Linked DNA regions of Homo sapiens: region 1 is linked to region 2. Evidence: chromatin contacts called from ENCODE Hi-C or POLR2A ChIA-PET data. All regions are on one chromosome and are shown on one strand. Each heading gives the region's core, a stretch centred on a gene start or an enhancer-like site at or near the end of the contact. The rest is flanking DNA. Distances are from core to core; before and after follow the strand shown. Region 1 holds the start of ARHGEF7-AS1 (ARHGEF7 antisense RNA 1). Region 2 holds the start of ARHGEF7-AS2 (ARHGEF7 antisense RNA 2).

Evidence for each region. A loop is a pair of places that touch in the nucleus more often than their neighbours do. ChIA-PET counts read pairs that join two places held with the same protein, here RNA polymerase II (POLR2A). Pooled maps may share reads with other maps.
Region 1: a loop to region 2 is called in a map of tibial artery, with 4 times the contacts of the local background. The contact joins the promoter of ARHGEF7-AS1 here to the promoter of ARHGEF7-AS2 in region 2. A Hi-C loop is called at or near these places in 18 of 168 maps with a recorded cell type or tissue (B cell, HepG2, IMR-90 and 12 more), 13 of 37 single-sample maps with no recorded cell type and 34 of 50 pooled maps. POLR2A ChIA-PET finds 5 or more read pairs at or near these places in 5 of 52 experiments (WTC11, activated CD4-positive, alpha-beta T cell and common myeloid progenitor, CD34-positive).

What each region holds. Positions count from the first base shown.
Region 1 is chr13:111,147,267-111,149,966 of GRCh38, forward strand. It overlaps ARHGEF7-AS1 (ARHGEF7 antisense RNA 1), which reads right to left and starts at 1,299. Exons shown (of 3, transcript NR_046516.1): 1 at 1,260-1,299. The region is part of intron 1 of ARHGEF7 (Rho guanine nucleotide exchange factor 7); the gene reads left to right. It overlaps LOC101060553 (a long non-coding RNA gene), which reads right to left. Exons shown (of 2, transcript NR_120398.1): 2 at 931-1,439.
Region 2 is chr13:111,114,402-111,117,101 of GRCh38, forward strand. ARHGEF7-AS2 (ARHGEF7 antisense RNA 2) reads right to left here and starts at 1,277. Exons shown (of 2, transcript NR_046667.1): 1 at 1,146-1,277; 2 at 1-517. ARHGEF7 (Rho guanine nucleotide exchange factor 7) reads left to right here and starts at 909. Exons shown (of 22, transcript NM_001354046.2): 1 at 909-1,290. The coding sequence starts at 1,126. RefSeq lists a silencer at 782-871.

The sequences.
Region 1 (2,700 bases), core at 49-2,548, 33 kb after region 2:
ACGGCCAGTTTTCTAAGCATACCATTTACACTCCCATTAGTCGTGTCTGGGAATTCCAGTTACTTTACATCCTTGCCAACACTTGATATATTGTCAGCCCTTTCCATTTGATCCATTCTGGTGGGGTGCAGTGTTATCTGTGGTTTTAATTTGCATTTCCCTAATGACTAAAGAGATTGAACTGTTTTTCACGTGCTCACTGACCATTCGTTTGTATAGCTTCTTCAGCGAAATATTAAAGGGACTTTCAGCCATCTTGTTTGTATCACAATATTCCAAACATGTTTTTCCACCACAGCTTCACCCATGATCTCAGCTGCCCTTTTTTACTCGCCATCCTTGAGAACACCCTGGACTGCCAAAATGGCACACCTTTGAGATGCAGTTCCATTTGCCTCTTCACCCTTCCAACTCAGAGGTCACCTTTTTTTTTTTTTTTTTTTTTTTTTGAGACGGAGTCTCGCTCTGTCGCCCAGGCTGGAGTGCAGTGGCGGGATCTCGGCTCACTGCAAGCTCCGCCTCCCGGGTTCACGCCATTCTCCTGCCTCAGCCTCCCAAGTAGCTGGGACTACAGGCGCCCGCCACTACACCCGGCTAATTTTTTGTATTTTTAGTAGAGACGGGGTTTCACCGTTTTAGCCGGGATGGTCTCGATCTCCTGACCTCGTGATCCGCCCGCCTCGGCCTCCCAAAGTGCTGGGATTACAGGCGTGAGCCACCGTGCCCAGCCGAGGTCACCTTTTATGCTGGTTAAGCCTCTAGCCCTGCCCTATCTCTGCAGAATTTAGGTTTCCCTCTGCCATGCTTCTGTAGTGCTGAGTCTACATCTCCGTGGCCACACTTGCCATGCTGTGTGCAAGCTTCTGTGCGTCTCACTCTTTGCATTCACCGTGCTTATGCCATCATCTGCCATGGAGTCTAAGCCCAATATTGCTGGATTAATTTATTACCCATTTCATCCTCCCAGCCACTCTGTGCAAAAAGATGTGTTAGCCTTAAATCAGGGACAAAGGCATAGACCCAAGGGGTCAAGTGACTTGTCCAGTGTGACACAACATATTTGTTATACAGCCAGGCACTACTTACTATAAAGTTTTGACTCTTTGACATTACAGTTTTCCAAACAAGTATGTTTTAGGTACAGTGTTCTTTGACCTAGCTTGCTACAGGTACCCATGTACATGTACAGAAATATTTTTCAAGGGATATGCAGGCACAGGATGGTTTTAAGGGAATCCACTTCCAGACCCTCAACTTACATACACAGTCACCTAAAACTGACTAGCCTTAGAAGGTGCCAAGCCATGGAAGACATGAAGCTGGTTGGGCCGTCCCATCTCCTCTCTCATGATGGCCATTCTCCCAATTCATACAGAAAGGCAGACTTTGCACCTGTCATCTTCCTGAGGTGCACTGCTGCAAGATGGAAAACTTCCAGGCTATGTAACAAAGAGACAATGAGAAATATTGATGGTATTAAGAAGTCAATGACTTTAACGACTGAAATGTTGCTACTCAGGGGTTTCCACTTCTTAGCTTTCACAGAAATCAAAGGAGACCTAATCAAGATGTTAATAAATGATTTAAAATATTTTTAACTTACGAGAGACCATATCTGGACTTTGTCCATGTAACTCAGAAGACTTCAAAGAGTTAAGATATATCATGACAAATCTCCTTGCGTTTTCAAGTATTTATTTTTGTGAACAAAGTTTTTCCGGGTTTGCATAAAAATCCTCCAAGACAGGAAAACAAGCGATGCTGGGCCATACCTCACTCTAGCAAAAAGTGATAGTCATTCAGGGGTAAATTAACAAACTAAAAAAAAAGCCCTATACATTTCATTAAAAAAACCATTTCTGTCCGGGTGCGATGGCTCACGCCTGTAATCCCAGCACTTTGGGAGTCTGAGGCGGGCAGATTGCTTGAGCCCAGGAGTTCAAGTCCAGCCTGGGCAACATAGTGAGACCACTATCTCTGAAAAAAAAAAAGAAAAGAAAAGAAAAAGAAATACACTTCCAGATAAAACTTTGCTTTTTATATGTAATAATTTATAAAAATGGTAACATATTGTTTTCATCATTTGTGTACTCATAATAGTTGTGTTAACTCAGTTCAGAAAAAAATCATAGCAATTAGATTCTTATGGCTTAATACTCTTAAATGTAGAGTCAATTATCATTATTTGTGGTAGTTATGTTCTAGAAAGTTACCTTGATCATTGAATTACTGACAAATGCAACACTGCTCTGAGGAGAAATATAGCGTTAGGATCCACGAAGACTCTGGCCAGAACATTTTGCCAACCAATCAATACATAACCTTGTTTTATGTGTATTTTTGTTTGAAGATAGCTTATTTAATATAAATTTCTTACAAGTACTCATATGCAGTATTTCTTTATAATAAACACTGTGTTTCAGTTACAGCATTATGTACTCCTATGACTGTACTAGTTTAATTCTCAGTCATAAGTACACACATGCACACAATACACATACATATACAGTACTCACATAACACGGAATACTGTGAACATGCTTTATACTGTATAGCACAGTAATAACAAATACATAAAGTCCTGAAAAAAGCATTAAGTGAAGATTAAGCATTTAAAGTTTTATACACATTAACTAAAGTCTTACTGTAATGGAGCTGCAGGATGTGTGATGGTCAGTGAGTGCACTGTGGTTTACCCTA
Region 2 (2,700 bases), core at 27-2,526:
GCCCGCGGGTCATAGCGAGCAAACTGGGGGAGCGCCCAGGGACAGTGGATGGAGTGAGTGGAGACTCGTGTCCTTTTAAGAAGAGGCTCCATTTCTTCCTCGCATGTCAATGTGTGCGTGTCATCAGTTGTTCGAGGAAGCTCGCGCATGACGCGACACTTGCCGTCTGGGCTCTCCAGGTTCGGCCTGCTGCTTTCACAGCCCAGATCTTCGGCGTCCCCGAGACGCAGCCAGGCGCCCGGCCCGGCCCGGCCCGGCCCTCTGCACAGCCCCACTTCAGGCCACGCCGTTTCCTTGACCTTCCCCCGGCAGGGTCTGAAGCGTCACCGTCCGTCTAGAGCAGAGTCGCGCAGGCCCCTGCCCTGCCGGTGAGGTCGGCGCCGCGCTCCGGAGAGTCGGTTCCTCCCGATTCAGACCCATATGGCTTCAGATGGAACCATCATTTCTGTTCCGTCATGACCGGCTTGCAAGGTAGCAAAGCGAAACAAACGTCTCGTTTTCAGCCTGTCCCCGCCACCTTGAAATAAAACCGGCAAAAATAAAAAGAGCATTCTGGGAAGTACTTCATCATTTCAACGCTCACGAATTCAAAACATAAACAAAGGCTTCCGAGTGCCCCGGCCAGGGGCGCGGGGCGCACGGCGGGCCCGGGGCAGGTAAGCGCAGGTGCGCGCCCGCCCCCACCCCCGGCTCCCTCCCCATCCGCTCCCCGCTCCCCTTCCCCTTTCCCTTCCCCGCCCGCTCCCAGCCGCCGCCGCCGCCCCGCGCACGGCCTGGAGCGGAGGCTGCGCAGGGCGCGGGGCGGCGCGGGCCGGGCGCGGGCCGGGCGGACGGCCGCGTCTTTCTTCTCCTGGCGGTGATGTCATTGGGCGACGGCGGCCGAGGCCGGGGGGCGGCGGCGGGCGCCCGCAGGTTCCCGAGCCGCTCCTGAGAAGGCGCCTGACAGCGGGCCGGGGCGCACGGAGAAGCGGGCCGGGCCGGACCTGCTGGGCCGCGCCGAGCCAATCGCCGGCGCCGGCCGCTCGATGGGCGAGGCGGCGGCGGCGGCGGCGGGGGCCGCGGGCCGGGCCGCCGCTCCGAGGTGAAGGCGCGCGCCCCTCCCCGCCTGCCTCCCGGGCCGCAGCGATGAATTCCGCCGAGCAAACCGTTACGTGGCTCATCACTCTGGGGGTGCTGGAGTCGCCCAAAAAAACCATCTCGGACCCGGAGGGCTTTCTGCAGGCGTCGCTGAAGGATGGGGTGGTCCTCTGCAGGCTGCTGGAGCGCCTGCTCCCCGGGACCATCGAGAAAGTAAGTCCCGGCCCGCGCCCCCGCCCGCGCCCCCCGGTCCGGCCCGCTGCGGCCCGGGATGCGCGCGGAGCACCTGAGGCCGGCCGCGCTCGGGAAACCCGTGCGCCCTCCTTTGTGCGCGGAGCGGCGGCGCGGCCGGCGCCAGGACCGTGGCGGGAGCTCGGGGGGCGCCATTGTGTGCGGGGCAGGGGGAGGGGGCCGGGGAGCGGGGTCGGGGGGAGGGGCGGCGCGGGCGGCGGGGGTCCCCGGGAAGGAGAGTGCACCGCAGCGAGGAGACGGGGCTTCTGCGCCGCCCGAACGCTAAGTTGCCCCTCCGCGTGGGGGGCCGGCCCCGCTCCCTGGCAGCAGCCGCATCGGAAACCGCGTTCCGACGCGGTGCGGCTCACTCCGCTGGCTTTGTGTGGACAGTTCTTGCCGGTGGCGTTGCGTGAGTTTCGCCTCCCAGGTTAATTGACCGGTTGCTCTGTATTTTTAAAGAGGCACGCATCTGTAGCTGAGGGCTGCGCTGTGAAACGATCTACTACTTTCCCCTCGAGAAAATTCCCCACCTATCCGAGCCGAGAGGACGGCAGACACAGGGTCTAAGTCCTGGCACTCTTCAAGGCTTGTTAAAATTCTAGATTTCGTTCTCAGGTCCCTCCCTCGTTCTGAACAGAACCTTTAGTCCTGCAGGCACTGCTTCTCCCTTCCGGCTGGTGGTTCCCAGGCTGGAGCGTGTGAACCCTGACCCGAATCTCTGGAAGTGATTAAAGTTTGTTTTCATCGCCCACAAGCCGGCCAGCAGGGCCGAGGAGGCAGGAGAGTTTCTAAAAACGATGTCTCCCTGTAGCTCAAAATACTAAAATCTTATTCCCAGGGTGTTTCTTCGGGGGGTGGGGTGGGGGTGGGGGTGGCCAATATATAGCGTTAAGATCAACAGTTATTTAAAAGGTGTTAAATATAGAAATTGAAGTGTACCATAATTAGGAAGAAGGATTTCAGTTTTTAAGTGGGGTGTATTGGCCCCCATACAGGATGACAACAACTTGTAAATAAAATGCCACGTAAGTGACTTGAAAAAGTAAAATGTTTAATTTTTTTCATTCACATGTACATATTCTCTTGCTACATTTTAAATGAGGTCAGAAAACATTTTATTTAATATGAATTTGGCTTGCATTCCACTTTTAGCTATTTTTCTTACTTGGAACATCTTTATGAAAACAGAATCTGCATATTAGAGTGAATGGCTGCCTGCCTGTCCATGAAATAAAAATGTTCCTTAAAAATGAACCTGATGTCACAGTGAAATTATGATTTAAGACAGGAGGACTGAGGAGCAGGAGCTGACTTTCAAGGCATTCAAAATACTTTGCTGTTTGGATACTGGTACCTCTGGTAATGAAAGACAGATGTTGAAAAGTGTTGAAA